2 separate regions of the Homo sapiens genome follow, and region 2 is linked to region 1. The links are chromatin loops, found by intact Hi-C in ENCODE. Cell type or tissue: ovary. All regions are shown on one strand. Each heading gives the region's core, and the rest is flanking DNA. Links, peaks and the distances in the headings are about the cores only. Region 1 overlaps EPB41L2 (erythrocyte membrane protein band 4.1 like 2). Region 2 overlaps LOC112267974 (a long non-coding RNA gene).

What was found. Peaks named below come from ENCODE experiments on the same cell type or tissue, not always from the same donor. Only the 100,000 strongest peaks of a DNase experiment are listed, where the experiment ranks them.
Region 2: it touches region 1 in a loop (2.8-fold over the local background); 58 of 110 quality-filtered maps call a loop at or near these places.

What each region holds. Positions count from the first base shown.
Region 1 is chr6:130,837,982-130,850,537 of GRCh38, reverse strand. EPB41L2 (erythrocyte membrane protein band 4.1 like 2) reads left to right here. Exons shown (of 20, transcript NM_001431.4): 20 at 9,940-11,191. Among named protein-coding and RNA genes, the nearest start is that of SMLR1, 17 kb to the right of the region's middle. RefSeq lists an enhancer at 1,420-1,559. In ovary, for the core only: a CTCF peak has its summit at 6,832; a DNase peak (open chromatin) is centred at 6,024; H3K27ac peaks cover 2,202 bases.
Region 2 is chr6:130,315,380-130,327,935 of GRCh38, reverse strand. It overlaps LOC112267974 (a long non-coding RNA gene), which reads right to left. Exons shown (of 3, transcript XR_002956398.2): 3 at 4,434-10,266. It also overlaps a transcript of SAMD3 not described here. Among named protein-coding and RNA genes, the nearest start is that of TMEM200A, 44 kb to the left of the region's middle. In ovary, for the core only: a CTCF peak has its summit at 5,073 (motif pointing left); a DNase peak (open chromatin) is centred at 5,068.

The DNA of each region.
Region 1 (12,556 bases), core at 2,997-10,996:
ATAGGCTGATATTGTGATTCTTGCTTTTTCCTCCACTTAATAGTACTTTATAGTTATTGGTCCTTGTCGTTACCTCATCATTTTTCAGCAGCTGTTGAATGGATGAGTGATGGTTTACTTAAATAACCCCTATTAATGGGCATTTAAATTACCCCTCAGTTTTCACAATTATTACACAGCTTCAAAGATTATACTTGTTTGTACATTTTTGTATGTTGATCTCATTGTTTCTCCAGGGCAAATATGTTTAAAAGTGGAGTTGGTATGCCACGAAGGTTGTTTTTTGTCTTTGTTTTTTTGAGACAGAGTTTCCCTCTTGTCGCGCAGACTGGAGTGCAGTGGCACGATCTTGGTTCACTGTAACTTCCGCCTCCCAGGTTCAAGCGTTTCTCCTACCTCAGCCTCCCGAGTAGCTGGAATTACAGGCGTGTGCTACCATGCCCAGCTAATTTTTGTATTTTTAGTAGAGACGGGGTTTCCCTATGTTGGCCAGGCTGGTCTCGAACTCCTGACTGACCTCAGGTGATCCACCCGCCTTGGCTTCCCAAAGTGCTGGGATTACAGGCATAAGCCACCACTGCTTGCCCACCAAGGGTTTTTGACATATTACCAAATTGTCCTCCTTAATGGTTCTGCAAACATAGACCGCCACTAGCAGTTTGTGAGCATATGTTTCCCCACAGCCTTGGCAACAACTAAACATTATTAAACATTAAAAAAAAGCTTTGCTAGTCTGATCAGGAAAGAGCATTTGTTTCTCCCTTGTTTAAACTGTGAGGAAAGAACCTTCTTTGTGTTTTTTCAATGCTAGTGAAGTTGGAATACATGCATACATATGCTACACACAGGGACAGACACACACATATAATTTGCATTTCTTTTGGTTGCCAGTTTGTGTCCTTTGTCCATTTTCCTATTCAGGTGTCTATTTTTTTCTCTTATAGAGATTAGTTGAATGGACGCATGATGGTTTACTTAATCCCTACTAATGGGCATTTAAATTATCCCTCAGTTTTCACGGTTATCACACAGCCTAGTAACTTGAAAAGATGAGTAACTAATCTTTTCAGATTAAAGTTATTAACCTCTTAGTCACAAATGCTACATTTTCCCTCCAATTTAAAAAATTGGCACCAAAAGTGGGGAGAGGGGCAAGACAGAACTGACCGCTTAGAGACAAGCAGGCCATATCCACAGTTTTGTTTTTTGTTTTGGCCTAAAGGGTATATCTTAGAATTTGAATCAATTATTAGTGCTTAAACATTAGAAGATAGTCAGCAATTTTAGAAAAATCAGAAGCTCTGATGACATTGAGCCTGCTCTCCCTGTGGTTACTATGCTGGAGCTTAGTAGGTGTGGCCAGCATCAGGCTGGGAGGAGCTCTCTAGGTCACCACAGTGCTACTGCCTGTCATATCCTGTCTTTATGTTGAGGCCCTTGGGGCCCAGTCTCCTTATGCATATATGTTACCCATCTGGCCTCTGACCGTGTTGGGGTGGTGGTTATGACTTTGTTACCCTGTCCTAGGCTGTGTTTGAGAGTCTGGAAATGTAAAGAATATTTAATGTTAAACTGCCTGTAGAGCATCTTCGTGTCTCTCCTCTAACCTTCTTTATAAGGAAATAGGATCCTAGACATTAACGTAACTGTCATAGGTCACCTGTGCTAAGTATAGATTGATTTATCTCAAGGCTTTTCTGTTAGATACCCCAGATACCAATTGTTTAAACATGTAAATTTTGTGGGTGGCATCAGAGGGGAATTTTACTATGGCAACTAATTAACAAGTTTGTGTATGTGTGTGTTTTTGTAAAGATACTCCTGTCCTTACGAGGATTACAGTCCAAGGACATATTGATGCTTTCTTGCATCAAAATAGTTGAGTTAGCATTAGAGCACATGGAAGTCTGGACCTGTTCTGTCCAGTATGGTAGCCAATACCCACTTGTGGCTATTGAGCACTTGAAATGTGGCTAGTTCAAATTGAGATATGTTGTAAGTATAAGATATTTACTGGATTTCAGACATGAGAAAAAAGTAAATTATTTCTAATTTTTAAATTAATTACTTATTGAAATAATAATTTGGATATATTGGGTTTAATAACTACATTAAAATTACATATACATGTTCCTTTTTATTTTTTGAAATGTGGCTTCTAGAAAATTTACATATGTGGCTCACATTCATTGCTTGCAGTATATTTCTCTTGGACAGTGTTGATCTGTGGAGGGTAGGAGGGATGAAGTGAGAGGACAACCTTAAACTAATATGGCACGATGCAGTTTAGATTCTGTGTGTGTGTGTGTGTGTGTGTGTGTGTGTGTGTGTGTGTGTGAGAGAGAGAGAGAGAGACAGAGAGAGACAGAGACTGTTAGGGGGCAGGGAATAGTGTTTTAAGCTATCTTTATTTAACTTTGAGGAAAAGTGATTTTTTTCCCATGTTCCCTCAGATAAAAAGTGAGAAAGTTGGGTCTAGAAATTTCTTTTGATTCCCACTAACCTTCCTTTTTTCTAAAAGATGAAAGCTTTGTTAGTTTGTATTTTTAAGCTCTTATTTGATGCTACAGAGAAATGTTTTCTCATTACTACCCATCTTATGAACCTAAGTGACAAAAGCTCAGCTCTAATAGAGTATACTGAGTGGAGCCTGACCATAGTTCATTTGTTATTTAAAAGAAGCTTTAAGATTTTGTAGAACGCTTTTATATCAAATTCCCAGAAGATTTGACCTAGCAGAGTGAACCAGAAGACCTTAACAGCTTTAGGGCCGGCACTACTACTTTTAGAAACTTGTGTTACGGCTTCAGTGATTTGAGGAAACCAGTTTTTTAAAGAAGTAAGAGTCCTCATGGGATATCATAGATATAGTTAATCAACAAAAGAGAACAGAAAAATGAACCTGATGTTTTTCTACTTAAACAAGAAAATTGGCAGATGAGAGTAATGGTAAACATGGGAATTAGTGCTTCTTCCTAAAGATATAATGCAATTCTGTTGTTTTTTTTCCCTGCCGTTTCCTCAAGCTCTTATTCTTCAGTCTTACGTTACAAATTAGTCCCTGATACTTTCACTTCTGGATTCATTAATCTATATTATGAGCCTGTTATGTTCAAGGGACTATTATAGTTGTGTGTGAGAGGGGAAGGCATAGGAACATGCATAAAAATAATGTTCAGGGCACAAAAATAGTATATTTGAAGAGAAGCCTAGATAAAGGGCTGTGGAAGTTGACAGGAGAAATGCTTCTGATTGGCCAAACAAGACAAAGCTCTCCAGAAAGGTTGCAGGAAAGCTCCTCTGTGCAAAGCACCAAGGGCAATCTGGATAGTTGGAGATTGGGGAGGGAAGAAAGAGCACATGGGAAAACAATGGGAAGGATGTCGGGAAAAGCAAACCTCCATCGTGGTTATGTATAGAGTTCTCAGCACAGCTGGAAACATTTGTTGAAGGCAAATTGCAGATGGTCTTACATGCCATGTCCTTTAGTAATATGAATTTATCAGTAGTGTGTATGATTGACTGAAAAGCTTCTAGATTAGATGAAGTACCCTGTAAAGAAATCAAGATACTGGTTCAGACAGTTAGTAATGGGGATACTGAACTGGACATCTCTAAGAGTAAGATTGAATTTAACTTGGAAGCAAAGCCAGGAGTAAAATATCATAGGAACATCTATAAAAGTTAAATCCGATATTTTTTTGCTTTTCAGTCAGATGAAGCTCAGTATCTTTATTACTATTTGAAGTAAAGTTATATTAGCATGTAGGCCTTTGAGAGTAATACAGTTCATTCAGAGGACACAGGGCTCAGGAAGGTCAACCCAGTCCCAAAAGGCCTGAAGATGGGACTTGGGCCTTAAAGGACCCACAGAAGAGCCTCCTAAGAAGGTGGGGTCTCCAAACAGCATGAACATGTTCCAGCAAACCAGGAAAAGCAAAAGCATTTTGCTGAATTATTTGTAGAACAGATACTGTGCTTCATTTGACTGCAGAGAAAAACACTGGATTTAATTTCTCCCTGTACTCAGCAGATACACAAATATCTGTGACAGAAGAAAACGGCAGTAGTTTAGTGATAGCAGATTGGACATAAGCAGTTCTCAAACTGAATGGTCTCAGGACCACTTTATACACCTAAAAATTATTGAAGGCCCAAAGAGATTTTGTTCATGTGAATTGTATCTATTGAAATTTATCATAAGTCAAAACTGAGAAGTTTTATAAATATTTATTAAGTTAAAAATCATCACATAGTGAAAGAAGTCTGTCTAGAAAGACTATATATGTTGTATGATCAAACTGTATGACATCCTGGAAAAGGTAAAATGATGGAGACAGTAAAAGGGTCATTCGCTGCCACTGATCTCCTCAAGAGTCTTAATATCGGGAAGCTATCAAGCTCATGGTGGCCAAAACACCATTTTCCAAATTCTAATGTTCACCTAAAAGCTTGCATTTTATCATTGGCAACAAGTACTGTCAATTGTTTCTCTTGAGGCGACAGGCTCAACTTCATTTTCAATAAAAGGTTTACCTAGTATCCAAATTGAATAACATCCCTTGTCTGTCAGTGATTCTCTCAAGTAAGAAAGGTGGTTGATGAAAAAGCAGCTGCTTCAACTCACAGTTCAGACATTCCCATAGATGCTTTTCCTCTAGACATTGTTGTACTTCTGTATGCAGCGGGAATGGCGTGTGCATACTTCCCATTTCATCACACAGAATATTAAAAAGATGCACTCAGGCTTGAGATGTAGGAAAATTAATATTTCTTCTGTGTCCTCAAGGACTTCCTTAAGTGAAACTGTCTTCTCTATTTTACTGCAAGTGCACACTGGTAAAGAATAAGGTGCCAGGCCAGGCCTGGTGGCTCACGCCTGTAATCCGAACACGTTGGGAGGTTGAGGTGAGAGGATTGCTTGAGGCCTGGAGTTCGAGACCAGACTGGGCAGTATAGCAAGAGCTTGTGTCCACAAAAAACTTTTTAAAAATTAGCTGGGTGTGATGGTATGTGCCTGTAGTCCTAGCTACTTGGGAGGCTGAGGCAGGAGGATCCCTTGAGTCCAGGAGTTCAAGGCTGCAGTGAGCTATGATTGCACCACTGCACCCCAGCCTGGGTGACAGAGCAAGACCCTGCCTCTAAAAAAAAAAGAATAAGGTTACCTCAAATATAGTTTGATTCCTCTGCTTCGACTTATGTAGGCTGAGCTGCCAGTAGATTTACTCACCATTATTTGTTTACACCATTGGTGAAAATGCCAACACACTGAAAAGGACATAATGTCTTAGTATGATAATGAAAACAGTTTTGACTCTATGGTCCCCTTAAAGAGACTCAGCAGTCCTCAGGGGCTGCAGGCTACACTTCGTGTATATTTTAATGGTAATACAGACATTTTAAGAATTGACTTTTTTCTGGGTTTAACCAAATGGAAATTTAGCATGCTTGCATTTTTGGCTCTGGGATTTTTATTTTATTTATTTATTTGTTTATTTGAGACAGTCTCGTTCTGGCAGCCAGGCTGGAGTGCAGTGGCATGATCTCAGCTCACTGCAACTTCTGCCTCGTGGGTTCAAGCGATTCTCCTGCCTCAGCCCCCCAGTAGCTGGGATTACAGGCGTGTGCCACCATGCCCAGCTAATTTTTATGTCTTTAGTAGAGATTGGGTTTCGCCATGTTGGCCAGGCTGGTCCCAAACTCCTGATCTCAGGTGATCTGCCCTTCTCGACCTCCCAAAGTGCTGGGATTACAGGAGTGAACCACCGTGCCCAGCTGATTTTTATAATTTAAACAATGGAAATTCTGTTTAGAAATTAAAATCAAATATGCAAATTGAGGATAAAAGAAGAATAAAATGAAAAGTTCAGCATTTGAAATAACTGTCAAATCCATAAAGTATCATATTTAAAATTTAATTTTACACCTGAGTGCACAGAGTTCATTTTTGCTTAGGAAATGCAGTGTCTTAAGACAGTCTTGCTCTGTGGCCAGGCTGGAGTACAGTGGCACGATCCCAGCTTGCGCAACCTTCGACTCCCAGCTTCAAGTGATTCTCCTGCCTCAGCCTCCTGAGTAGCTGGGACTACAGGCGCCCACCACCATGCCCAGCTAATTTTTTTTTGTATTTTTAGTAGAGACGGGATTTCACCATGTTGGCCACATGGTTTCACCATGTGAAACCCCTGACCTCGTGATCTGCCTGCCTCAGCCTCCCAAAATGCTGGGATTACAGGCGTCAGCCACCATGCCCAGCCTTAAGTAAATATTTCATTCCCGTTTTCAGAATATTTGATTATGTTATTGCTCTGTGGTAATTGAATGTTCATTAATCTGAAGAAATGTTGTTTTCTTGTATTATTTGCATTGTTGTATTATCTGGGGGAAAACCACATTTTTGCATTTTTATTGAGACTTCTCTCTAGATGAGTGCTGTACCACTTAAAGGCAGCATTGCTAGTATTTTCTGTCAAATGCTTTTTGAAATCAGTTTACTGAGTCAATTTCTGGAGTAGAGCACTCAAGATTGAGATCAATACATGAGCCCTTTGTCTCTAGAAACTCAAAGATTGTGCTTTTCGGGCAAGATCATAGAACTTGTATGTATGGACTTTTTTCACCACTGCTCATTGGGTGCACTGAGAGGGTAAATAACTCTCTGATCCCTCTGTGAGTGCTTAAGACAAGGCATGCAACCAACATATATCCTTGAAGAACTTGAACATAGAATTACTCCTGTGATTAGATGAAATTGAGCCACATTGATCTATTCTCACATTGGCCAAAAGAGGGGGACATAGACTAAGGAATGTGACTATAGTAGTTAGAATGTTTACTGACATTGTATAGGCCAGGGTGGAACAGTGACACTTGGAAACAGAACAGTGGTATGAATGCTTTTATTTTTGTTGACTTCACCACAATTCTAATACATAAAGTATAATCCATATGCTTAACAGCTATGATCTTACCCAAACTCAGGATGAACCTGTGATAGTGTAAAAGTGAAAGCAGGTTGAATTAATGTCTATAATTAATGCCTGCCAATTTGTATTGACAAAGATGCCCAGACTTCTATGAATATGAGTAGAATTCAAGCTTAGAGAAAGAAAAGAATGTTCTTGAAACTTTTACAGCTTTTACATGAAGAGCCATTGCCTAGTTTTCAGTTTGGTTGGAATATGTAATAAATCATTTAGTCCCAAATTCTAGCCTGTAAAAAATTGTCAGATATTAAGTTTATTTCTCACAGACACCTGCCAGAGGACAGAAAAGTACAGTATTTCTGATGCTTATGTAGCAGTGACATTGGTGATTCTGTCTTTATCTTTTCTCTTTTCTAGCTCAAAAGCTAACTGTTTAGTACTTAGGAACGTATTTCTACATGTGTTTAAGTGCAAGAAACAGTCAAAAAAGATAAGTGGATATGTAAATAAAGTCTTCGTACAATAAGTTACTTCTTGTTCATCCACGCCAATAAGGAACTGGGATGTTTTGACACAATATCTAATAACTCAGAGTTAAACTTGATTTACTGATTTTTAAAGAATGAGAAAATAAATAAGTTTTAACATTAAAATGGCAATAAAATGATTCTGAAAGCTGTTTGGAATCCTAAGAGCACATGAAGGTTATCATTTATAATATTCATTACCAGAAAAAAAGTTTATTAATGGAAATAAATTACATTTTGAGTTTATTTGGGTAACTATGTCTTTTTCTCTATATTTAGCTCAGTAAATGTTGAAGTTTTTTGAGATCAAGATCCCTTCAATTCCAACATATGCTTAGTTTCCTGTAATAACTTTGAAACAAGTTTAATTTTAGCTTTTCTTTACAAATTTATGACTCATTACAAAGTGAAATTTTTATTTTTGATGAAAACAGATGCAAAGCAATAAAGTGACATAGGGCCTAGAGAAAATGGAGACTAGAATCCTAAACATTGTTCTCTCTGTAGGTTTTCAGGCCCTGATAGCATCAGGGGTTTGTTTTTTTAATAACATAAACTAGGCAAAATGGCAGCTGTGTTCAACAAATGATGCATATTTACTAAACAAAGCAAATGGAAATACCAGCTCTGAAGGAACAAGAACAGGTTCCATGACTGAAGGTGTCATATAACTGCCAAATCCAATTTGATTGGTAATTGTATCCATTTCCCTTCATCATCCCCCACATTTCTTTTCATAATTACTAACCTAAAAAAAGACTTTCTATTTTCTCCATTGATTTTTTTTTCCCCCAGCCTAGAATCAAACAGAAGTACTAATGAGTAATGAAATAACCTAAGGCAGACAACAGGGTAGAAAACAATGAAGTTGATTAATCAATCTGTCCTGAATAATCAAGAGGCTTTAATATTATCTGTGATAAATCTAAATGGTAGGAACTTTTTTCATTAAAGCAAGACTTAATTTTACCTAACCAAAAGAGTGTACATTCTAATTGACTTTGGGAGCAGTGTCTCTTGGAAAAGACGTTAATTACCACTCTGCACTGTCCTTTGTGATTACCTATCATTTGCCAAAACTTCCAACCAAGTTCAAATATAAAATGAAACAATTGCCACCTTAAAACCCTTTTCTCTTTCAGGGCCATTGCACCATCATGGGTTTTTTAAAAAGTCTTCTCCACTTACCTTTGATTGTGGACTTCTGCAAGACTCTGTGGCTTTCATTTATTCCTATGCTCACATGAGACTTAGTTCTATCTGTTGGTTTCACTTATCCCTTGTTCTGATGCCCAAATCTATATCCCTAGGTCTAATGCTTCACCCAGGCTGTAAGCCTTCATTCTCTCCTTTTTTTGAGGTCCCAGACTCCAAACCTTATCATCCTGTCTTATACTTACTTCTTAACCACCACACTCTGATTATTCTCCTTAGTGGTGCCTCTCAAATTTCTCTCCCACCTGATTTCTGTGGTGACCACTCAAGTCTGGGTCCTGGCCATCTGGCAGGAATGCCTGACATTTGTCATCTTCCTCATCCAGCTGGACTCCTGCACTGGTCTCCTGACTGTTGTTCCTGCCTCTACTCCTTGCCGGCTTCAGCTTATTCATCACACTGAAGCCACAGCAGTGTTTTCAAAACGTAAATCACACCATGACAAACCCTTCCTCAAAACCAAAGAAGAAACGATCCCAACCTCCTTTCCTGGGCTTATCATGCCCTGCATGACTGGCCAACCCCAAGTTCTTTGACCAGTCTTCTATCTCTCTGTGGCTCTTGCACTCTGCCCTGGACCATTGTAGTAGATTGCCAACTGGTCTTTTCGTCCAAATGTTTTTTCTTAATTCATTTTTTTTTTTTTTTGGTCAATTAGATCAAGCTGGTACTTCTCAGTCTATTAAAGAATAGACCTAATATTTTGTACCTTTATTTACTACTCACTATACCAATGCTCAACTTTAGTAATGTCCCTTTCTTCACCGTCCTATTCCTTCCATTCGTTTCTGCCTCCTCCCCCAACATACATCTTACTGTCATAATACTGTGTACTTCTTCACCTCCATGCCTCTTTCCTCATTGTGTTTTTCCACCTGAAGCACCATTTCCATTCGTTTTAGCACAAAGAAAATAGACTTTGACTTTCCCTTTCCCTGAGTATAGCTTTAAAACCTACCTTGGTTTCTGTCTTTAAATTCTTACATATGAATTGTCTCTGTTTTATGCTAATAAATTCTTTTGCAGTGAACTCTTATTTGCCAGTTGCTTCTAGCGTACTTGTCAATTCTCCAGGTATTTTAAGGCCCTCGAGAGTGGAATAGTGTCTCATGCTTGTCTTCTGGTAAACATACTATTTAATGTAAGACTAGGCAGACAGTAACTGTTGATTACTTGATTGAAAACTTGATGAATGTTACTTAACATTTTTTTCAAGCCTGTGTTTTTGGAATATTTAAGCCTTCTGTTTTTTTTTTTTTTTTCTCTTCTAGAAAGTCATTTTTTAAACAACACTCAACTTTGTGAACCCCTGAAGATTTTTTGACCGTTCCAAGTCTTAATGCCACACCACTATTCCAGCGAATTTATGCTACAACTGGTAACAATGACCAGAAGCCTGAAGAATTAAAATGCCAACACCAAACCTTTCCTTACCAGCTCTGGTCTATATTGCTCCCATGCATTTAATATATTATTTTGTTTTATAACCACTTCTAAATATTCTCAGTTCTTTCTTTTTGTTGTTGTTAATTAAGGGGTTTTGGTTTTGTTTTCTGTTTACTTTGTGTGCAACTACCTGCTTTTAATGACTCACTTTGATCAAATGACAGTGAACAAAGCCAGCCCAAGCTGGTAAGGTGCTGTTCACTTGAACAGGTGCTGTTGCGCAGAAAGGAAACTCTGTGACTAATTTAGATAGTGGCTTTCCTTCTTCTGGATTCTTTTCATTGAATTCTCACAGTAAATATTTACGGAGTTTTCAAATTGCAGCAAATATACTGTATGAGAAAATATTAATACAGATTAAAAGCCTTTCTTACATCTTGAAAATTTTCTAATATTTGAGAATTTCACAGGGATGTTTTTTATATTGGACCCTTTTGACTTTCCAGTCCTGTGACTTTCTACTTTTAGTAGAGAGTCAGAATCTCTGGACTGGAGAATAATGAAGAAGTTCACTGACTGTGCACTGTGCTTAGAGACCCTGCCGCACCACAGTGCCAATGCTTGTCAGACACATGCCCTTCGGCAGCATTCCAGAACAGGAGGGAAGAGAAAGAGAAAACTTTCTTCCCTTCTACTAAAAGATTCAGGCAGCTTAAAACCTTAGTGCTTTCTTTCTTAACATACCCACATTTCAATTCTTTCCATTATTTGAACACTTGGGTAGAACTCTTGCTTTGTATTAAACCTCTTTGTCTACACATGTAAAACTTACCTTTTGTTATTGAGCAGGCCTATCTCTTTCAGATAGTTTTATGATTCACACAGGTTTGAGGATGCTGGGGAGAGGGGGAGGGGGCTGTGGTGGTGTTCTGTTGGTTACAAGAAAGTTATACCATTTAAAGCTGGCACCAGAGACCCGATAGGGACTTATTAACTATATTGAACATTTTTTCCTTTGCCTTTGACCCTATGTATAGTTACGATGCCAGATTAGATTTATAGCAGCCTCAAGTTGTATTAAATGATATTTTGCTTCCTGTAATACTATTATAAAATAAAGTTTGTTTATTCTCTAAACTTGTCACTTCTCTTTTTCTAAAGGGTTAAAAAAACAAACTTGAGTGATATTTTTCATCAGAAGTCTTAGTATTTTGTGAAAAGTAGCATTTCAAAATCTGTTTTCAGCTCTTCTGTAATTTGATGATGCTGCCAACATCACTATTTGAAACGGTGAAAGCGACGTTGAAAGTTTGTAAATCTAATGTTGAGAGTGCCAGATTCCTTCTGCCTGGTTACATAATCCATTCCAGCTTTTACGAATTCTCCGAGGGATATTTTTGCTTGTTTTCTTTGTGCATTTTTCATTTTGTTTTCAGGAAATATTTTAGCTGTACCATCTGAATCTTGCTCCTCTGCTTCATGTCCTTCTTTACTTTGTGTCCACTGGCCCTCTGTATATCAGGCAAACTAGGCCACTGAGGGGCTGCATCCCAGTCTGATTGGGATGCTTTCTTGTGAAACTTTTGTTGGGGCACACCAGGTTATGGTGTTATTATAGAGCAAATAACCAACAGGGTACATTTCTTGTAAAGTGTTATATAGAATTTTTTTCTCTAGTCATTTAAAGTAAGTACATTAAATACAATTTGCATAACTGTCGTCTTTGAGATCTGTTTCCACTAAATTATCTCTCGCCTTGTGAAAGGCCTTTCTCACTTTCTCTATAATTATTACAAAAACAACAACTCCCTGGAGAATCCGATTCAGCAAGCCAAGCCTTAGAAATATTGTGGAACCAAATGTGATTTTGCAAATGTATGCCTCATCAGAAAGTTTGTATAACACTCACATTGAAATCATAGGTTGCGCTTCCCTGGGTGTTTTGAAGACCATATTTGCAGTGACAGGAAGAAAGTTTGTCTTCACAGGTCCCATGGACTAAGAAAGGTGGTGTGCGGGGATTAGGGCTCGGTTTTATTTAGCTGAGACAGCAAGAACAGGGTTTAGGGTCCTGGGGGCATTGAGAGAATCTATGGGAATTAATACCCACAGAGCCACTTGAAACAATGTTTATACTTATTCCCACCTGTAGCTACAGGAGCAAGGCTGTCTTTTAAAAAAATATTTTGTATTATAAAGTATTTCTCTGGCTGTTATAATCTCATCTGGTAAATTGGGCTAAATGATAGAATAAATAGGAAAGTAGATCAAACAAGGTTTTGGAAATTGGATTTGAAAAATTTGAAAAGTGGAAAGAATATTTTTAAATCCCCAATCTGTTTGATGGTAATTATACATTGGATGGTATTTTTGAATACATGTTTTCTGCTGTCTTCTGCTTGTCACTCACATGTTAGACTGTATGTCATTGAATACATTGTGATAAATTCAGAGGCCTCTTCTGACTGGCACACCAATTACAAAGTCAGAAAGTAAGAATCT
Region 2 (12,556 bases), core at 1,963-9,962, 520 kb after region 1:
ATTCTCCTGATTGGTTTGAAAAAATGCTTTTTAATTAATTTTTCATTCACTTCTTCCTTATTTTCTTTGTTGATCTCTTCACGTATAGGTTTCATCAGTCATAATATGGGTATTGTAGTCACTTCTACCTTATAAATTCTTCTGAGTATTAAAATGACAAAATGTTAAAAAGTATCTTACATTTAGCATAATGCTGGATGCATACTTCTCAATATGGTGGTTATTACAAATATTAATATCAATATCTGTTCCACACAGATTGTAAATACCAGCTGTCAATTTAGTGAGTCTCTACTTTAATCAACTTAGTAAGGCTTCATGCCAAGTTGACCATTTACTCAGTTTTAATTTTGATACCTTTTTGATGCATAAGTCTAATGGCTATTTTTATTAGATTGATTTTTATTTAAAGAGTTGTCTGGTTTATCATCCATTAATTTAGAATTTGCTAGTTACTAAATAGAGAATTTCATGTTTTTCAGTCCTAAATCTCTAATATTTAAGAGACTTACTGATATTCTAGAGAAAAATTAATGTCTTTTTAAAAGCTATAAATTTGATATTTAATGATAAATTCAATTTAGTTCAGTTCTAGAATCTGGAGAATGGTAATATCTGTTTACTGGCAGCTTTCTTTAGAATGAACTTCTTTAGCCTCTGATTTTTTTTAAAGTTTAAATTTTGACTGATGTGTTTCATGGAAAAAAATGCACATGCCAATGCTTATTTTTCATAGTAAAATTCATTGATTTATAGCTGTCCATCTGTATAAACTTCATGTCCCGGGGTTTCAAATTCATTTAAGGAAACAAGAATACAGTCTAGGAAAGGAAGGTAAAGTATTTTATAATTTATGAGGTACATACTGGGAAGAAACATGCCAAGCTAAAACAAATGCTTTCCTGTGAAAAGAAAAAGTATCACGTGAATTATAATGGAATTATTTGTTCAATGTTTGTTTATAAATCCAATTATTAAAAACCTGAAATAAATTACAATTTAAAATATAACTATCTTACAGTTAAAAATGGTATTCACTGCAGTATCTCATCTATATCCACCAGGGTAGTGCCTGTGGTTGGATGACTGGTGCAGTTTACAACTGGAGTGGTGGAGTAGACGTTCACATTATCCTCTATGGGACTAGTACCCATGCCCAGAATAGTGCAGTGCACAATGTGTACAGCTGTACTCAGTGGCCCTAGCTATGGCAGACACACTCGTAATTAGTGGCGATCCTAAATTCCTGTGGCATCCAAGTTGTTCATTCCACAAAAAGAAAAAACAAGTACAAATATTTATGGACTGCCTTCTGTGCACCATTAAAATTACTACAATGTTTAAGAAAGAATTCCTACCCAAAAGGAGCACAGAGAGAAAGCCAGACAGATGAACAGTAAAATAGAATGTGATACAAGAATTCAGTTAGAGAAATGTACAAGGTACAATAGGACAAAAGAAAGGGGGCATGTAATACAACCTGGGACTTCAGAAAAAAGTTACTAAAAAATACGTCACATTGGCTCAGCAATGAGGATGAGCAGAAGTTTGCAAAAAAAAAAAAAAAATGACCAGGCATTTCTAGAGATGGAAACATCCTAGGTAAAGTCATAGGGGCAGGAGATATCAGGGTATATGGCAGGAGACATAATCAGCTCAGTAGTATTTAAGCATACAACATAGGACAAGAGTAGAGAAACATGAGGCTAGAATTAAGGCAGGTGGCTGACATACAAATAGAGTCAGAAAATCCAAACTATAAGCTACTGCAGTAGTCCAGATAAGAGATGCTTAATGCTTAAACTAGGATCGAGATGGCAAGAGTGAAAATAAGGGGATAGATTGGATAAATATTCATCATTTATTCATTCCTCTGACATTCGTTGAGTTTTAAGGACTATGCTCAATATGCCCCTGAGTTTATCAACCAAGTCCCTGCCCACGTGGCAGATGCAGTCATGTAAGGGAGACGCATGGGAGGCAAACTTGAGGATTAAGTGTCTGACAGAATTGAAAAGTAGGCAAGTGAAAGCCAGGCCGGTCAACTTCTAGATTTTTGATGGGCAGCTGCTAGATGTGGCCCATTCTCTAAATCGGTATTACTGTGGGAGGAGAGGATGATGATGAGTTCAGGAACGGGTACATTGAACTCAAAACACTCGAACCATGACATTTAAAGAGTAATTTCAGCATTGAATTGTGCCAAAAATATAAAGAAATACATAAATCATACACAGCGTGATGCTTAATTTTGGTGTCACCTTGACTGGCTTAAGGGATATCCAGATAGCTGGTAAAGTATTATTTCTGGGTGTGTCTGTGAGGATGTTTCCAGAAGAGATGAGCATTTGAGCATCCTATTAAACAATCTTATTTTCTGTGAGGATGTTTCCAGAAGAGATGAACATTTGAATTAGTAGACTGAGTCAAGAAGATGGCCCTCACGAGTGTGGGTGGGCATCATCCAATCTGTCGAGAGCCTGAACAATAAGACAGAGGGAAGGTGAATTCTCTCTCTTCAGGAGCTGGGACACCACCATCTCCTGCCCTTGGACATCAGACCTCCAGGTTCTCCAGCCTTCAGACTCTGGAGTTTGCAGCAGGAACAGCTCACGAGGTTCGCAGGTCTTTTGTCCTCACACAGCTTCCTTAGCTCTCCTTGCAGACACCATATCAAGGGACTCTTGGCCTCCATAATCATATGAGTCAATTTCCATAATAAATCCCTTCTTACATATCTCTCTATATATAAGTTCTTTTTCTCTGGAGAACCCTGACTAACATACTACATATACATAAATACATAAAACTACAATGAGATTTCTGCTAAAGGAAAAACCTGCTCGATAGAGCTCTTGTTTATGAATGGATGGATATAGTTCTTCAGAGCTGAATTGTACGTGCAGTATTTCATTTAAGGCTCCACTGATATTTATGGCAGTAAAAAGATGTTCAATTTAAAATGACAAACTTATAATTTAAAGCAATAAAAAGATACACAAGAACCCCTGGCTCCTTGGCAAGATTGGACTGCAGCCTCACAGTGTGAGGCACCGGGAAAGAATTTGTTCTTGTGTGTAGGCTGAACCCAGACCAGTAGGCGATTGCATCTGGGCAAGATCTGTGAATGAGTTAACATTTTTCTATTCCAAAAAAAAAAAAATGTTCTCCAAAAAGTAGTTTTTGTTATTTTACTTTCAGCTGTTTTCAAGGATAATGTTCAGATTTTTTGAATTCAGGAATTCACTTGAGGTATTTAACAGATCTTTCGGCTTCTTCCCAGCCTAATTTTCCTAATAAGCAGCATTTTAACCTACTTTCTTTAAGAAAAGAGAAATAACTTCAAGGGGAAAGAAAGTAGAGTAAGCTGATACAAACACTCCAGAAAGTGCTTCACAATTTGAAAAGTGTCTAAGAATGAAACTTTATATTTTGATGGTAAAAAAAGCTAGTTCCAAAAATAATTATGCCTTAATATTACACAAATTCATTCAACCATATGAAAAATATAGACTGTCAAGAATATTCTTCACAAACATTTCTTAACAGCAAAATCAATCACAGTTAACATACTCATCATATGTATGGCTTTTGCCAAATTCGAGCAGCAATCTGTTTAAAAGGAGAAAAAAGCACTAAATATGAGTCCTCGTTTCTAATCTGAAAATAAGAGGGTTGACCTAATGATCTCGAAGGTAACTGCTAATTTAAAAAGCCTGCTATCCTAGATCAGTATTTTGAGATTAAACTAATCTTTCCAAACTAAACTTTCTAAACTTTGTAAATTATTAACAGTAATTTGCTCTATGTAAAATGTTAAGACATTTTGAAGGTTTATTTAAATTTAAAGTGTTCTATTTTGAATCATGCAAGATTGATATGTTATAAAAAAAAAGTTCCAAGATGTTAAATGCCAGAGTGTATTTATTCATTCATCCCTTGTGCATCCCATGCACACCATCATATTGAGCCATTTATTTATTCATTCATTGGTTTAAATATTTATTGAGCATATGCTGCATAGCCAGCACTTAAAAGACACTAATGAAAGGGAACCAGAAGACACATTTTCTGCCCTTTTCCCTTAGAACCTGATTGGATGGGAAATTCTTTTTTTTTTTTTTTTTTTTTTTGAGACAGAGTCTACCTCTGTGACCCAGGCTGCAGTATAGTGTCACGATCTCAGCTCACTGCAACCTCCGCCTCCCGGGTTCAAACAATTCTTCTGCCTCAGCCTCCTGAGTAGCTGGGATTACAGGCACATGCCACCACGCCCAGATAAGTTTTGTATTTTAAGTAGAGATGGTGTTTCACCATGTTGGCCAGGCTGGTCTTGAACTCCTGGCCTCAAGTGATCCGCCTGCCTTGGCCTCCCAAAGTGCTAGGATTACAGGTGTGAGCCACCATGCCTGGCCTGGACAGGAAATTCCTGAATGGTGCTTAACATGTACAGCAATAGTCTAAGCACTCATCATACAAAAAAAAAAAAAATTGGAAATTTTACCTTGCAAAATATTAGTGTGTCTTTGTCCATAATTTCAGGGAAATACAAGTGAAAGAGTGAATTAAGATACTTGAATGATGTGACTTGTCAGGGATTTGCTGCCAAGAGCATCTCACAGGGAAGCCAGGAGTGTGGATGGGTAAAGAGGAAGTAGGGATCTGGGAACTGAAAACCCCAACATAGAGGCTTCAGGGAGCCTGGTTTTTGCAAGGTCTGGGAAAGAGGTATCCGTTGTCCTGTTCTCTCACTTGTCTCTATTTTATATCTGTCTAACATTCACCTATCAGAAGAATCACTTAAAAACATTATATTTATTATGAACAGCAGACATTATTTGCTGTTTTGACTTTTTATAAAATGCTCCATGGTAACTGCTTGTAAAACGGTTTTATTTTATATGTCAATGGCCTTTGCATGATAGTCCTTGTCTGACTTTCCATCTATTATTCCATGAACATTTTCTATTGTCAACTTTTAAATGCTAGGAAAAAAACAAACTAGTGGCTTGAGAGTCAAGCCTATTCCATTTTCTGTTAACCAGCAAATCACTCCCATACTGCCACCTAGTGGGCCATAGCAGCAGCTTCCACGATTGACAGAAATTGTTAATTCAAGTAAACTCAAATTTAGGATTCTTCAAAATTTCTGCTTTTGCATTAGTTGCTTGGAATACTCAAATCATCTTAACATAAAAATGATATCATGAATGGTTGTTAGGTTTCCACCTTGCTCATAAAACCATTGATCCCACATAAAACCATTGAACCATTTGCTTTGGTTTGGTTTGGTTTTTTGAGACAGTCTCACTCACTCTGTCGCCCAGGCTGGGGTGCAGTGGTGCAATCTCGGCTCACTGCAACTTCTGCCTCCCGAGTTCAAGTGATTCTCCTGCCTCAGCCTCCGAGTAGCTGGAATTACAGGCGTGTGTCACCATGCCCGGCTACTACAATGTACTTTGAATGAACACTGTCTATGTATGCAGACCTATCTGTAGTCACAGCTCCGTGGAGATGTCTCGTGTCATCTCACTTGTACCTTCTGCTCTTACTCGTCCTACAATCTATGAGAAAATGCCTGATTCCCAGCCTTCCACTCCAGCCTTGATGCCTCGACCTGTACTCTGGCTTGGGCAGAAAAAGAACTTCCTTGGGGTCCATCTCTCTCTCTCTCAGCCTGCTGCTGGTTCCTGAAGCTGTGGCTCAACCAAGAACCAGATTCCGCCTCTGTCCCTGTCCCAATTCTGGACTAGCCTCCATTCCACCCTTGCCTGGCCCCTTTGGATGCCTCGCTCCAGCCTTGCCTCTCTGATGGCTCAGTTAAACCCTCACTAATGAGTTCCCATAGTGATTTTCACCCTGTGGCTGGATCAGGCCCTCACAGCTCCTCTTGACCAGAGAGGTAGTTGTCTTCTCTGCTTATTCCTCCTTTCCAAATATTTTTAAGTGTATGATGAATTAGTAGTGTGTTTGCCTGATCCTAGGGAAAAAGGGACACAGTAGCTTAAGGAATTTCTCATTCTTCTGGTTTTCTGTGATGGCCTCTGTCCTTGAGTTGAGGTCTGAATATATGTAGAATATATCTAGCTAAAAGGAGCCTGCCTTATAGTCTAGACTTTTTTTTCAAATTTTATATAAAGGTGTCAAATATGTAATGGATATATACGTAGCTTGGCCAGGCAGTGTTTCGGGCCCTAGATATAAGATGCTGTTCTCATCTTATTTTATTGGGGGAATGAGAGACAGACAGCAAGTTAGCACATATATAACATATAATAATACTTTGAATGATGAAAAATGTCTTGAATGAGAAAAAACAAGGTAAGAGGACAATGAGTACTGGGAATTGTATGTGTCAGTGGGGATATTTTACATAGTTTTCTAAGGAACACCTCTGGATTAGTTGTCTATGGCTGCATAAAAAATTATCCAGAGGTTTAGCAGCTTAAAATAACAAACATTTATTACTTCGCCATTTCCATGGGTCAGCAATCCAGGTGCAGATGAACTGGGTGCCTGTGAATCAAGGAGGTCTCTCACAAGTCAGCCATCAGGGTTGGGGCTGCAATCATTTCCAAGCTTAACTGGGAGAGTATCTGCTTCCAAGCTCACTCACATGGCCAGTGACAAGCCCCAGGTGCTCACTGGCTCTCGATCACAGATATCAGTTTCTTGCCTTATAGGTCTGTCCGTAAGGCAATTGACAAGAGTTCTAAGAAAGATAGAATGAGAAAGACTGGTACAGAGCATGAAAGATGTAAGCCAGACTCTTTTTGTAACCTCATTGTGGAGGTGGCATCCTATCACTTCATTGCATTCTATTTGCTACAAGTGAGTCACTAGGTCCAGCCCACACTCACCTAGTAAATACAAGCAGGCAGAGATCATTGGGAGTTATGTTAGACAAAGTGATATTGGATGAGAGGCTAGAATGAAGTAAGGAGCAAACTCTCTGGGGAAGCATTACCCATGTCAAGGGATCAGCAAATATGTAAACCTTGAGACAGGCACATTCTTGATGTGTTCAAAGAACAGCAAGATTTGCTTGTCTGGAGCCCAGGAAGCAAAGGAGAGAAGCACAGAAGATGAAGTCAGATATACCTGGAAGGTAGACATGGACCTGCTGTGTATCACTATAGATCAGTGTGTAATTTTAAGAATTTTATATAAATGGAATTAGACATTTATATAAATAATAATCAGCATAATTGTTTTGAGATTTATCCATGTTCTTGAGTATATCAATAATCCATTCCTCTTTATGTCATTGATTGTAACACTGTTAATCTATTCACCTGTTGATGGGCATTTAGGTTGTTTTTAGTTTGGGGCCGTTACAAACAAAGTTGCTATAAACATTCATGTGCAAATCTTTTTATTTATCTTGGATAGTTACATGAGCACGCAATACCTGAGTCATACAGCAGCTATATGTATCTTTTTTAAAACTGCCAAGCTGTTTTCCAAAGTGGCAGGACCATTTTCCATTCCCACCATTCAATGTGTGAGAATTCCAGTTGCTCCACATTCTCCCCCAACATTTGATTTTTAATTTTAGCCATTCTAATACGTGCATAGTGACATTCTTTTGTGGCTTTAGTTTTCCTTTCCTCAATGATTAGTGCTATTTAACATTTTTTCATCTACCTACTTGCTATTCATTTATCTTCTTTGATGAAGCTTCTGTTCAGATTTCCCCCATTTCTTTTTTTGAAGAGGAAAGAGTTGTTTGAGTTTTGAGAATTCTCTGTATATTCTGGATCTGAGTCTTTTATTAGATATGCGTTTGATATTTATTTCCCATTTTTTCCATTTGTTCTTTATTGCCTTTTTCCTTTTACTGCCTTCTTTTGGATGGATTGAATAGTTTGTATTATTCCATTTTCATATTCTCCACAATTTTTTAATGTGTTGGGGGACGTGTGTGTGTGCATGTGTGTGTGTGTTTATTTTTTTCTCTTTGCAATTCATTTTGGAAACTTTTTATTGATCTGCTTCAAGTTTACTGATTCTTTTCTTAGCCATGTCAGGTCTACAATTATTTCTAATTTTCCCCTTCTGGGTATTTTTTGTTTATTTGTTTTGCTGCTGCTTTCATGCATTTTACTTCTACATGTTAAACTTACACATTAAAACCCCACAATATTTGGTTTTTAATTCTGCCTCAAGCCATTGATTATATTTTAAAGATATTTAATAAGAAAATTCTCTATATTTTTCTACATGCCATTTCTTAATTCTCTTCATTATTTTGTATAGGACCAAATTTCCATCTAGCATCATTTGCCTTATGCTTGAAAGACTTCTTTCAACATTTTTTGTAGGGCAGGGTCTGCTGGTGATTAATTCCTTTAACTAATATGTACCTTCATTTTTGCAAGATGTTTTCCCTGGATAAAAAATTACAGGCTGAAAGTTTTGTTTTTGTTTTTTCAGTATTTACTGATGTTGCTCCACTGTTGTCTAGTTTGCATTGTTTTCATCAAGAACTCTGCTCTCCTCCTTGTCTTTTTTCCTTTGTATCTAATGTGTCTTTCGCTTCGGGCTTTTAAATTTTTCTTTTTTTAACTGGTTTTAAGCAATTTCATTATAACGTGTCTTTGCATACTTTTCTTCATGTTTCCTATGCTTGGAGTTCTTTAAGATTCTTAGACCTGAGGTTTATAATTTTCATCACATTTGGAAATGTTTTTAGTAATTATTTCTTTCAAATGTTTTTCTGTCCCTCTCTCTCTTCTCCTGTGGGGGTTCCAAATTCTCCTGTATTAGTTTGCTTGAAGTTGCCTCACAACCCACTGATGCTTTATTGATTCGTTCAGGATTTTTTCCTTCTTGGATAGTTTCATTTGGGATAATTTCTATTACCATGTCTTCAAGTTCACTCATCATTTTTTCTGCAATACCTAATCTGTCATTGATCCAGTCTGTCTTTTTATCTCACACATTATAATTTTAACCTTAAGAAATTCGATTTTTGTATCTTCATATCTATAACTAACAGTTCAATCTTTTCTCTAGCTCCATAAATATATGGAATATCTATGTTCTGTTTTAATAACAGAACTAACAACCTTATCAATAAGCTTAATGTCTTCAATAACTGATTATCCATGTAATTTCTGGGCTAATTTCAACTAATTATTCTTTACCAGCTTGTGGGCCCTGTTTTCCTGTGTCTTTCCATGCCTATTAATATTTTATTAGATGGGCTGGGCACAGTGGCTCATGCCTGTAATCCCAGCACTTTGGGAGGACAAGGTGAGCAGATCACTTGAGGTCAGGTGTTCAAGACCAGCCTAGCCAACATAGTGAAACCCCATCACTACTAAAAATACAAAAATTAGCTGAGCATGGTGGCGTGTGCCTGTAATCCCAGCTACTCAGGAGGCTGAGGCACAAGAATCACTTGAACTCAGGAGGTAGAGGTTGCAGTGAGCCGAGATCTCACCACTGCACACCAGCCTGGGCGACAGAGTGAGACTTTGTCTCAAAATAAAAAATTAAAAAAAAAATTTTTTTATTAGATGTCAAACATTGTAAAATTTAGCTTCTTGGGTGCTGCATATGTATTTTATTTCTATAAATATTCTTGAGCTTTGTTATGGGAGATAGTTCATTGGAAAGCATATGATCATTTTGAGTCTTGTTTTTTTAAGCTTTGTTAGGCAGAAACAGAGCAGTGATAGTCCAGGCCTGACTTTAGCTGTACTAATGAGGCAAAATTCTTCTGAGTACTCTACTCAAATGCCCACTGAATTATGAGGCTTTCCATTCTGGCTGGTGGGAAGAAGTTCCAGTTGCGGCTCCATGTGAGCTCCAAGGATTTCGCCTCTAATCCTTTAGATTCTTGCCCCCAGCCTTGGGTGGTTTCCTAACATGCATGTGTTGATCAGTACTCAGTTGAATACTTAAAGACTCCCTACAGGTCTGCGTAGTTTTCAATCTATGTAGTTCTCTCTTTTCTGGCATTCTACTCTGTGGCCTCTAGCCACCTTGGCCTTCCCGGTCAATCAACATTGTCTGCTTACTCTGAGAATCTTACCCTGAGAATCTCCTTACTCTGAGAATATAGGCCTGCAGCCTGAATACTCTCTCCAGGCAGTAAGCTGGGACACTATAGGGCTTACCTTGCTTATTTCTCATCTCTCCAGCATCACTGTCCTTTGTTGCCGGCACACAATGTCTTGAGAACTGCTGTTTTGTATATTTTTTTCCAGTTTTCCAGTTGCTTCCAGTGGGGAATAAATCCTGTCCCTGTCATTCCATCTTGATCAAGAGCAGAAATTAAAAGTGCATTTTTAGAACAGCCATTCTACTTATTCTGCCATTTATCTATCTACAAAAACAACTCATCCTTTAAGTCCAAATATAATATCAGTTTCTTTGTATAAGACTTTCCTGACATTCCCAGTATTTCCTAATGAACCCTATTACAGCATTTATCACAATGTATTTTAATTATTTGGTTATATGTATATCTCCTCTGTTAGGAGAGATATACATAGTATCATATATCATAATAAAATACATGCATTTCTATTCCCAGTGCCTAGAACAATAAGTAACACGTAGTAGGCGTCCAACAAATATTTTATGGATGTTCTGTGAGCTCTTTGTGGTTCTTCTTTGGAAAGTTCTCATGAACTGGCCATCAGTTCATCTAAATCTGGAATGTCAGCCTTCCCATCAGGATTTTAGGATTTTAGGAAAGCGTTGGGCTCCATCACTGCCTTCTTTCTCCCACTCCCTTATCACCTAGTTGCTGACAGGTGTTCAGGAAAATTATAGCTAATAGTAATCATAAGAACAGTAAGGCAAATAGCTGGTGGTGCCTACTAGTACATCCAAATTGTAACTCAGGATTTCTCACTGGTCCATCTGCATTAAATTCTAAAAATCCACAGACCAGGAGTCAGAAGGCCTGATGTGCAGTCTGCTCTGTCACCTCCTGGCTGTACAAACCAGAGCTGTTAACCAACCTCTTAAAGCCATTTTGTGGTCAAGAAAATGGGAATGATAATAATACAGGTTTACAATATTTTGTCTGCAATTTCAAAATCCTAAAAGCTGTGAAAATCAAATCCTTTGTCATAACTCATCTGGCATCAAAATCTGACCTATATGAAATGAACTCATGTGAAGCTCTTTAACACTTTTATTTGATCCCATTATGATCCCTCAGACCCTCCTGGGTATAGTGTATAATGTATGCTAAGGCCACCAACATATCTTTCTAAAAATTGAAAAATTCTAAATTCCAAAATCTGACCCCAATGCATTCACCTTAATAGAGCATACACTTGGGCCAAGCATTTCCTAAAAGGGACTGTGGTTCTTTCCCTACCTCATGGGGTATTTGTGAGGTGTAAGGATAACATAAATTAAAGCTCTTATCATAGTACCTGAATGCAGTAGGCCCTCATGAATTCAAGTTATTATTATTTTTTAATTATAAAAATTTTTAGCCCAAAATACATTTTCTCAGTTCTTCTGGAAAAGCACAAATAACCTATAGCACACTCTTCTAGCAATGTACTCAAGTTTTCTATTCCCTTTCTCTTCTTTTTTCTTTTTCTCACATTTTCTTATCCTTCCTTCCTTTCACTCTTCCTAATATTCCATTCTTTTTTTTTTTTTTTTTTTTTTTAAGACAGCCTTGCTCTGTTGCCTAGGCTGGAATGCAGTGCCATGATCTCGGCTCACTGCAACCTCCGCCTCCCAGGCTCAAGCAATTCTCCTGCCTCAGCCTCGCGAGTAGCTGGGGTTACAGGCGACTGCCACCACACCTGGCTAATTTTTGTATTTTTAGTAGAGATGGGGTTTTGCCAGGTTGGCCAGGCTGGTCTCGAACTCCTGACCTCAAGTGATCCACCCACCTCGGCCTCCCGAAGTGCTGGGATTACAAGGGTGAGCCACCACGCCCGGCCCCTAATATCCCATTCTTTTAGTCTCTTTGAGAGTGTGAAGAAAGATATGAACCTTCTTTCCAGAAAATCACTCCTTAGCACATATATACACACTTTCACATGCCCTTTTATGGAAGTCACAAAGTCCCCCAAGTCCATCAGGGGATCCTACTTTGGGGAGCTCATCGTTATAGAATTAATATCATATGTATAAGAAAAATACCATTCACGTGATGTATTACTGTTTACCAATAATTTAAATTATTTAAAAAATCATTTTATATTAAAAATACTATGCAAAATGTTTAAATGTTTGGAAAAAATGAAAATATTTCCAAAACAAATAAAAGGAATAACAGGTAAGTTACTATCCTGAATAACTTAGGCAGGTGAATCAACCAAACAACCTTTTATGGATATTATCAGTTCTATTTTTCTATGATTCTATTCGTGTCAACAATTTAAATTCGTGTAGTACATATAGCTTATAAAGTGCTTTTATATATATTAACTCCATAAATCCTCATAGCCTTCTTGAGAGTTGGGAAAGAGGCACATATTATCTTCATTTTACAGATTTAAAAATCAGACAGGCCAAATGACTTTATGTAAGGTCACATAACTCAATCTCCAAATGTCTAATCCAGTGA